Regions from separate parts of the Mus musculus genome. Here region 2 is linked to region 1. The links are chromatin loops, found by intact Hi-C in ENCODE. Cell type or tissue: heart. All regions are shown on one strand.

Region 1 (5,000 bases):
CTGGTCAGGGAGGTGCTAGGTGACTCATCCCCTCCCAGGACAAGAAGCCAGCTCTTGGCTACTTGTTAGAGAGCCACTCAGGGGTGGGGCAGGTAGACAACCCTTCCTGGGCCCCACCCCCAAGCCAATCAGGGCAGCATCTGGCCACGCCCCCACATCCCTCACCTGTGCCCTTCATCTAAACGGGGTTGGATGCCAGGAATCAAGAAAAGACTAGGGCAGGCAGCCTCACCTCCTCCCAAGGCAAACTCACCTCCACAAACCCGAGTAATGGGATACCAAAGGGTCCCCCATCATTACATCAATGTGGGGCCAGCCCTGAACCAAGACCCCAACTCTCCAACCAAGTTCTGTTTTTTTTTTTTTTTCCCATCTCCTTGTATTATTCAAACTCAACCACTCCAGGTTCCCAAGTAATCTAAGATCACACACATTCGTTGGATTTATTTTTAATTCTCTCTGACAATCATATCTTCCGCCCCCACCCCAACCCAAACAGGAGCATCAATGGTCTGCCTCTCCCTCCCTCAACCCTGACTCCTCTACAGGTCCTGATTCTGGCACTGCTATGTGATGGGCTTGCTGCCTGAGTACATGGATCCCCCACTGCAGCAGGACGGATGGATTGTGAACAGCTTGTACTTGTGGGCATGCCTAGGTCTGGGTGTGGGAGCCTACGGGGACTTCCTGAGGAGCATGCCGAGGCATCTGAAGGTGTCCCCCTTTTCTGTCTCTTCTCCTAGACTTGCCATTATCAGTTCTCAGATTGTTGGGCCCCAGGAGGAACCACTTACAAGTGGGGTCAGGGACACCCAAGTCTCCAGCCCTGCCCAAGCTCCGCTGCCAGCACCCTCGAGACAGCTTTGCCCCACCCAGGCCACAGAATGGGGTGACAGGAGGAGGCAGCCAGGCGGCTTCCAGCTTCCTAGATGGGAGCTCATTACCGCAGCACTCAGTAGGTTGTGGGAGGGGGTGTGCAGCCAGGACTTGGCACTGACTACAAAGGGTGGGGGGCACCCCCAGCACTCCTGCTGCTGGCAGCAGAGGCTGGAGGAGGGGCTGTGACGTTTGGTGGCCTCATGTGGCTGGGAGGAAGTAGCTAATTGCTGACCTGATGACTGGGCGGCCTGAGGAGTGGGGTGATGATACCACGGGCGGGCGGGCGGGCGGGCGGGTGGCGGCAAGCACTCAGCCTAAGGAGGAGGCCTTCAGCAATAGGGTGGGTGCACCCTGCAGAGGGCAAGCCTGGGGTGGCTATAGTTAACAAGGGAGTGGGGGGGTTGCTGAGGCTGTGACCGTGGGAAAGGGCTTTCCAGGGCCTTCCCTCGGCTTCCAGGAAGAGTTCAGATGCCCTGAGGCATGAGGGGCCTTAGGAGGGGTGCAGGAGCAAGGGATACACCACAGTTCCTATCTCTGCTCCCCTGACTTGCTCACCCCACCCCCACCTCATCCCTGCAGCCTTGGATTCCTGTTTGGCTCCTTGAGTGGTCCGGGTTGATGAAGATTTCAGCTGCCCTGGGTGCAGAGCATACTAGAGGCAAGGAGACCACAGACAGGAGCAAAGGCCTTGGGAATGGCTGAGGCTGACAGAAGGCTGGCAATCTGTTGAGATGCTCATGGGCAGCCAGGAGACCAGCAGGACCACTGCACCAAGGCACACTTGACTGGCATGAAGCTTGGGTACCCAGATCTCAGAGCTCCCCCAAACCTCACTCTCTCCACAACCTAATTGGGAACAGGTAGACGCGGCCTTCAAGAGCCCTGGCCAGGACCAGGGACAGATTAGAAGGCTTAGAGGATGTGGACGCTCTTCTCCAAACTCCCAGGCTCAGCATTCCAGAGCACCTCCACGCTGGATTCCTAGAAGGAGGACCCATCTGGAAGGCAATCCTCCAGGCCCCTGGCTCCTCCTGTGGTCAGGAACACTCACTAGTACAGGCAGGGATCACCAGCGCTGCTCTGGGAGAGACGAGGCCTCCAGCAATCCACAGAGCCTGCTCCAGGGACAATCAGGCATGGTTAGAAACAGATGCTAACCCTGAAACTCTCTAAAACGCCTGGTAAAAATCAACCCCTGACCTCAGGAAGTTCCCAGTCTGGTGGGAAAGATACACCACTCTCAGCTCTGCTCTGATGGACCAAAGCTTGCTTCTCAGTCTAAGGGGCAGAGACTCCTGCCCTCAGGGAACTACGAATATCCTGGATTCCAAAAACATGTTTTTTGGGCACAGGGAAAGTATCTGGATTGCCTGCTAGAGGGGGTGGAAGATATCCAGTTAAGCTGAAGAGAAGGCAACAAATATCCTAGCATAAGTATATCCCATACAGCATTTGAGATATACTTATACTTAGCTTCATTCTATGTAACTGGATAGCCTGTGTTATTTGCCAAATAACAAGCAAGTGTCCAGCTTGAGAGAGACAGACAAACACAGCTCCTCATGACTACTGTATATGTGTGTGTGTGCGTGCAAGTTTGTGTGTGCTTGTGTGTGTGTGTGTGTGTGTGTGTGTGTGTGTGTGTGTGTGTGTGTGTTGGGGGAAGCGTGGTTCCTGGGGCTCAGCTGTAGCAGTTTAAAATTCCTTCCAGGCCAGATCCCTAATCCTCCCGCACAATGCTGGCCTTCTCCCCCGCCGCCCACGCCCTCCCCGGAGGGGCCATGGCAGTGCCACCGGGGGCCTCTTTAAGCCCCTTTGAAGCCTCCAGAGCGCGCACCGCGGGAGGCCCAGCCGCTATGCCAGCTATGCCAGCTATGTCCCCGCTGCCGCCGGCCACCACCGCGCCCCCATTAATGCGGGCTAATCTGGCTAATAAATAAACTCCCCTCCCTGAGGTAGCCCCCCGCTGGCTCCTCCCCTTGCTCTCCCGAATTGATTCAGAGCTGGGCCAGAACTCGCAGCCCCTTCCTTCTGCACTGTGACTTGACACCTGTCGCATCCCAGCCTAGGAGGAACTGCAATGCACTTGCCCGACTCTTCTTCAGTGCACCTGCCTTCGGGTGGCAAGACGCCCCGGAACTTGGGGGGGGGGGAGGATAACCGTCTCAGGGCGCCCCCTGCAGGTGGGACTGCTCCCCGCTGCAAGGCTCCCCAAGGGAAGGCCAGGCCGAGAGCCCTGCCGGCAGGTGACCCTTGGCCTTCTGCCGCGGGAGTCCCTTCTCCGTGGCCTCTGCCGCCCCCTGCGTCCCTGCGTCGATTCCGAAGGTGACTCACGGCGGAGCAGCCATCGCCTCACCTCGTACATCACACCAGAGCGCATGAAAAGGGAGAAATTACAGGACGCTGGGCCACGGCTGATGCGTTCTAATTACCCACCGCCGCTGCCATCCGTGGCCTCAGCAGCACTGGACCAAGGGGAGCTGTCATTGTCATTAGCCCCATTCCCCTCATTCCAGGTCCTAGAACCTGCACCCTGCCCTCATGACCCCTTTCAAGTCCGCAGCAGCAGCAAAGGCTCCACCTGCCGCCACTTCAGGGGCTGTTCCATACCCTATAGGACTGTCCTCTGACTGTGCTAACCCTGGCCTGGAGGTGGGAGACTTGGGAAGCCCAAGACTCACCCGGATTCACTTTCTCTGCTAGTAAAGAATAGTGAACAAGGCCCGATTTCGTTGACAGGAACAAGAAAGCCTAGGGGAAAGTTCAGAGAAGGCCATGTGAGAAACGACATTGTCCTTGTTTTTCTCCTGGGACACAGAAGACTGGGGAAAGCCCTCCTGGTCAGCTTTAGCTCTTACTGGTGGCTGTGAGGCAAGCACCATTGGCTCTTGTTAATTACCCTCCTGTAAAAAGTGTCATGCCCACCTCTCAGGCCTAGAGTCCCTCTGCTGACCAGCGTTAGCCTGTGGACTCAAGGGGGCCAGCGAGGAGCAGGGTGTGCGGTGTGAGCCACAGAGCCTCGGACACCCTGGTGCTCCTATCCCCGGGATCCCATCTCCTCTGTCATCTCTAGGCCACCCCATTTCTGGTGACAGTGATGGCTGGGTGTCACTTTAGCTGTGTTTCCTATCCTGAGTCCATGCTGTCTTGGGCTGCCATTCTCCGCAGGGCTGGCAGCTGCCTGCTTACCATGAGGCCAGTTCCTGAGGGCAGAACCTTCTCTGTCTCCCTCAGGGTGGACTTTCAGGGAAGCCCAGGAAGAGAGGCTTGTGTCTCCCCACCCACACAGAGGCTCCCAAAGAAGAGGCACTCAGTCTCCCCCATTTAGACTGGGACTCCCTGAAGACAGGTCGTGTCTCCTCAGACAGAGGCTTGCTGAGGACCAGAGAGTATCTTACATAAACTCAGGTTTCCTGAGGACAGGCCATGTTTCCTTCAGACCTGTATTCCCTGAGGACAGGTTATGTCCCTTCAGACCTGTACTCCCTGGGGACACATGTCCCCTCGGAGTGGATATTCCTGAGGACAGATTGTATCTCCCTCCAGATGGAGCTCACTAGACCTAATGGCTTCTCCCTGTGGATGGGACCTTTGCACTCCACCCTCTGGCTCCCTGTGGTGCACACACATCCCTCCCAGGACACCATTTGTCATACTCTGATGAATGAAACGTACTAAGAATAACTCAGTCCTTGTCTCTAAAGGACGGGGGAGGGGAGGGAGAAGGCTGGTTCTTGTAAAGGGTGAGGGGATATGACCCATCCATCCCATGGCCCAACAGCATTTCCTAGGAGCCCAGCTGGGCATTACAGGAGGCACGGGGTCCCCACAGAGCCCCCTGATTTGCTGTGTCTAATAGTTAGAATCATCGGAACATTGACAAGACCCGCCCACCTTTCTAGCCAGCAGTTGTCACCTTAGAGCCACCTTCTGTGCCTGGACACAAGCTCTCTCTATTTCTTCTCCTAGTAGGAGGGAGACAGAAACTGGGTGCCAGCTTGGATGGTGACTGTTTTCAGTGGGCATGAGGAATCCCTCCCAGATGGCTCTCTCTCTCTCTCTCTCTCTCTCTCTCTCTCTCTCTCTCTCTCTCTCCCCTGTCCCCCTCCCCCTTCCCCATC
Region 2 (5,000 bases), 57 kb after region 1:
CCAACCATACTTGCCCTTGGGGGTTGGGGATGAGGCAGCTTGGATCAGACTCTGGGAGTGGGGAGCAGGTGAGATCGCAGTATCAAGCACCTTTATTAATTCCCAGGGAGCGCCCTTTAGACCCTCCACCATCATCCCATTGGTACCAAGCAAGTGAGTCCTCCAAGTGGCAGTTCCCCATTGGCTGTCATTGTCTGTGTCACCACTCTCTAGGCTCTCAGGCAGACTTCAGTTTGGCCCTCATGCTGAAGTTACCTGGGAGGCTGCGCAGCACCTGACTTTATGCAGAAGCAGCCACCACCTTGTCAGTGAGGCCTGCTGTTTCTCCTACAAAGAAGTAAATACAACTTCCAGGAAGTTCCTATAAAGAGAAGGGAGAGCTCCTATTTCAGGATGTCTTTGTCCTTCATGCTGGCTAGAGTGCCAGAAGCCATCTGGGAACTGTGATGACCTTGGAAGTGGAAAGCTAGTAGATCAATAAGAGACAAGACTGGGATCCTCCCAGCGCTTAACCATTGCATTACCCCAGGAGTGCTTACCTCCAGGGTTCAAGCACATGAGTGAGAACATGCATCTTATGTAAACCAAACATTAAATGATACAGCCTTTCCTCCGGTGGACCCCCAGGTAGAGCTCCCCTCTAGGTCTGGGACCCTTACCTGGAAAGAGCAGACCCTTCCTCACCTGGCTGATGTGGAGACTCTGGCAAGGAACGCCTCTTCTGTGCATGCCACATTATTACACCAGTGGAGGGTGAGGAGCAGAGAGGCCTGGGATGTGCGTGTAGAAGAGGAAATAGGACTCCCTATCTGGAACACCAGCCCTAGCCCCTGGAGACCCAAAAGACATCTTAAACCCATATCAGCATCCTTGGGATGTAGGGTAGGGGAGTGGGGGGACCTGCTGGGATGGCAACAAACTGCAAACCCATTGCTTAGCAACCCTTGTGGAGGGGTGCTGTCAGCTCTTATATCCCCCAACCATGTCCCCATTTGCCCAAAGGAGCTTGCAGAGGCCAGGCAGGATAGCACAGGCACCACGGAGGACAAACACAAGCCCAGGAAGAAAAGGGGCTGAGCTCCTGTTGCCTGAGGAAGAGAAGGCTCGGGCAACATTGAAGCCACGTTGGGCACGTCATTGAAACAGATAGAATCACTCCTCCATACATTCCTCATGTTAAAGTCTGAGTGTGACCGCCATGACAGTGAGTAAGGATGAGGGCGGGGCAATGGGGACGTCACATCTCTGGTGGAAAAGAGAAGTAGTCTTTCATTAACGTCAATATAATCAGGAGATCTCTGGTTCCTGGGGGAGAATTCCGACTTCCCAGGAAAGGGTACTTGCTGTGAAGAAAGATGTAGATGTAACAAGATGTGGGTCAAAGTCCAGGGGTGAAGGAGCAGCCTCAATGGTCCAAGCCTGAGGCCACTTTGCTATAGACCTGCGACCAGCCGGCTTCTGGCTGTGAGGTCAAACACATGGGGGATGGGGGGTGGAGGGTGGGAGGGCAGGGGTGTCTTGATGTGGAGTTTAAGAGCCACTTACGACAAATCACCTAACTTCTTTTTACCTTTCTTCTGTTAAAGAGAAAGAAAGAGACAGAGACAGAGAGAAAGACGAGAGAGAGAGAGAGAGAGAGAGAGAGAGAGAGAGAGAGAGAGAGAGAGAGGGAGAGAGAGAGAGAGAGAGAGAGAGACCGGGCTCAGTGGACAGATGTAGGAAGACTAATTGTGTATGCCAGCTTTGAGCCTGGCATCCAGGTCAAACTACAAATATTCTCTAATGGAGCTTGACATTTTTTTCCTGCCTGGGCAGAGGTTTGAAAAAGATGCTCTGACTTCAAGTGTAGAATTCCCTGTTCTGCAGTCCTGTGAATCTCTGAGTGCAGTTCTGGGATGAGGGCTGGGAGTGTCCTGGCTGACCCAGGGGAGCCTGGCCCACACCTAGGTACGACCCAGTTTATGCCCTCCTCATTGTGAAAGGAACTTTGTTTTTGCCCAGCATGTGCTCCCAGCCTCGTGGGCAGCTTTGGGATGACAGGTGGCTCTGCCAGCATCTCTGACCTCTTTCTTCTCTGTCCCCTCACCTGGAAGCAGGCGGCCGGCCGGCCGCAGGAGCCTCTCCAGCTGACTTCTGCCTCACACCTCCAGTCTCCTGACAGTGTCACATGCTGTGAGAGTTGGCAGGGCTACAGGGCCCATGGATGCCAACACAAACACCATTCCTGTGGAGGGAGAAAAGCCCATGGGGGTTATTTTTAACCTGTTGATCAGAGGCACAGCCCTGGCCCTAGGAGGCCTGGGTTTGGGGGCTCTGAAGAAAGTAAGCTAGCTGCCAAGCATCCCTCAAGGACTTCCAAGGGCATGGGACCACAGAGACCCTAAAGATGACCTAACATTGATGGAGAAGGAGAGAGGAAGGCACAGCTTTGTAACATGTCCAATCTTGCCCACTACTTTCAGGTGGGACAGAGCCCAGACAGGATGAACATTCACCTAGAGAGGACTCTCTCCAGTTCCTGTATTCATACCCAGGGAGACTGAGACCTGAGAGGGCCAGCTCTTACCCCCTTGCCTCTGTCTACCTATACACCTGGAATCTGACATTTCAGCGAACCAGCATCCAAAGCGCCATCCCAGGGTCAGTCCTTGCCCTGGCATCCTAGTAAAGGCATCCTTGCTCTGCCCTCTTCCGGTTTGCACTATGTCAATCAGCTACCCCCCAGTATCCTCAAGATGTAGTCCCAGTGGCTAACTCACCATGCAAGGAATTTCCTAGGTGCCCAAGCAGCGCCCCCTAGAGGCCAGTGGCAGAGCAACGGCCAGCACCAACATGGCTGGAGGCCCAGTGACGTGCGGGCCAGGACGTGCCTGCGTGGGGGGAACAAGACCGGGCTTCTGCCAAGGGCCTGGTGCTGCCTGCTCCTGAGCCTGTGATCGCCAGAGGGGGTGGTGAGCAGACAATGGACCCCATGGCCCAGCCTCCTGGCCTTGGCCCCTTGGGCTCGGCAGACAGCCGCCTCCACTGGTCCCTCACGTAGCCCACGTCCTGCCTGCTGAGTGGCCCTTATCACCCAGTACGTGTCAGGAGCCCATATCCAGGCTGTGGGGAGGTAACCAGGGGCCCAGGAGGAGTTGGACCAGTGGGAAATACATTCCTGTCCTCCCCAGGAAACCTTAGCCCGTTTGGCCAGGTCCCAACTCTTGATCATTCTTTTCCCTTTAGATGGAGAAGGTAGGATGGGCAAGAAGACATGGAGGCCCACATTTTCCTGTGAGCACTCTAGGCCACCAGTTCACAAATCCCCATCAGTCCTCATAACAAGGCCTCATAGGTATTGCCCTTTATTATCTGGAGAAACCGAAGCACAGAGATATTGAAAATCTCAACCACACAGCTGGTAAGAGCTCCTACCTCATGGGTGTGGTAGCTTGGAGATCTGACAGAACAGGCTGAAAACTAGATACAAGGTGCTCTGGAAAATAAAGGGCCTCTCTGACCCAGGGTCTCATCACCTATGGAGTGGGTACTGTGACATAGATGGAAATGTGTGTGTGTGTATGTGTGTGTGTGTGTGTGTGTGTGTGTATCTCTGTGTCTCTGTGTGTCTGTCTCTGTGTCTCTGTGTATCTGTCTATGTGTGTCTGTGTGTGTGTGTCTTTGTGTGTCTGTGTGTTTCTGTGTGTATATCTGTGTGTGTGTCTGTGTATGTGTGTGTATGTGTCTGTGTGTCCATGTGTGTGTCTGAGTATCTATGTATGTGTGTCTCTATGCCTATGTGCCTATGTATCTGTTAATGTATATGTCTATATGTGCGTGTCTGTGTGTGTGTGTTTGTGTGTGTCTGTGCATGTGTGTTTGTGTGAGTGTGTGTCTGTGTATGTATGTGTGGGTGCACAAGCACATGTGCCCATATTCTTGAGCACACACGCATGCTTCCTGAGTGCCAACACCTCCCTTCCGTAGTAGAACTTACCACATCCTCCTGTTGGTTGATTAGACTGCCCTTTGCCTGGCCCACAGAAGCCCACTGTCTGCCCCCATCCCTAAGTCCAAACCCACAAAATAGCTCCATCCTGGCATACAAGTTTAGCTTCAAGACACCGATGTACCCCACCCCACCCCTCTCTAGGCAGCCCCTGAGGCACACCCAGCTCATGCTTCTAACAGGTAGCCTTCCAGGGGCTTTGAGTTCTCACTGGCTTCTCCCCAGGAAACTGAAGCACCTGAAGTGAGGCCAGACAGGAGAGGGGGCTGGAGAGTCTGACCCACGGGACAGTGCATAGTCAGATGCAAGCAAGGTGATGCAAACCTCCAGCCCAGACCCGTCTGCCCCTGCGAGCTATATGACTTCACTTGTCCGAGGGAGATCACTTTCCCCTCTACATTCCAGCCTTGTGAGGAGACGACACCACATCTGTGACACACCTCCCCAGAGACCAAACTCTGCCTACGTATTAGAGCCACAGTGTGCGTGGGTGGGCAGGAGGACATGGGAGCCAGACATGGACGTCAGAGAAGGAAGGAACCAAGGGGATTCCCCACCGTGCCGTGGGTCCCGACTGAGAGGCACACAGGACAAGAGAGGCTGAGGGGCAGAGTCATGAGCCGTGCCCAGACTGCCGCCTTCCCTGCAGTTGCCCTAAGCACTGCAGAAGTGGCAAAGAAGACAAGCAAGGGTCCTGGGGCCAACTCCGTCTCCAAGATTATAGCGGAAATAGCCTGCGAGATGAGACGCAGCTGGTCCTCATAGAGGGTCCTGGGATGCTGGGCAGACACAGAATTTCCTCAGGGAATGCAGCCTGGCCCAGGAGGCATTCCTTTCTAAGCAAGGAGAGAAGAGAGGTCTGTCTTCAGGAAACTTCCACCCTGCCGGGAAGCTATGTCTAATTTAGCTTTGTTGAAAAGAAAAGAAATCACAGCTCTCGTGCGCTCAGGGAAGCCCCAGCATCAGGAGTCTAGGTCGGAGGAAGCGCTTATGCATTTGGGCATTGCTACCA

The links. Hi-C counts contacts between places; a loop is a spot of excess contacts. Peaks named below come from ENCODE experiments on the same cell type or tissue, not always from the same donor. Only the 100,000 strongest peaks of a DNase experiment are listed, where the experiment ranks them.
Region 2: it touches region 1 in a loop (2.5-fold over the local background); 10 of 42 quality-filtered maps call a loop at or near these places.

Annotation. Positions count from the first base shown.
Region 1 is chr17:45,803,655-45,808,654 of GRCm38, reverse strand. All of the region lies in intron 1 of Gm46607 (a long non-coding RNA gene), which reads right to left. Among named protein-coding and RNA genes, the nearest start is that of Gm46607, 17 kb to the right of the region's middle. In heart, a CTCF peak has its summit at 3,079 (motif pointing left); no DNase peak of the experiment used is centred here; H3K4me3 peaks cover 908 bases; H3K27ac peaks cover 1,804 bases; H3K27me3 peaks cover 4,854 bases.
Region 2 is chr17:45,746,443-45,751,442 of GRCm38, reverse strand. It overlaps F630040K05Rik (RIKEN cDNA F630040K05 gene), which reads right to left. Exons shown (of 5, transcript NR_152153.1): 2 at 2,087-2,224. Among named protein-coding and RNA genes, the nearest start is that of F630040K05Rik, 14 kb to the right of the region's middle. In heart, a CTCF peak has its summit at 2,808 (motif pointing left); DNase peaks (open chromatin) are centred at 2,182 and 2,842; H3K27ac peaks cover 2,334 bases; H3K27me3 peaks cover 702 bases.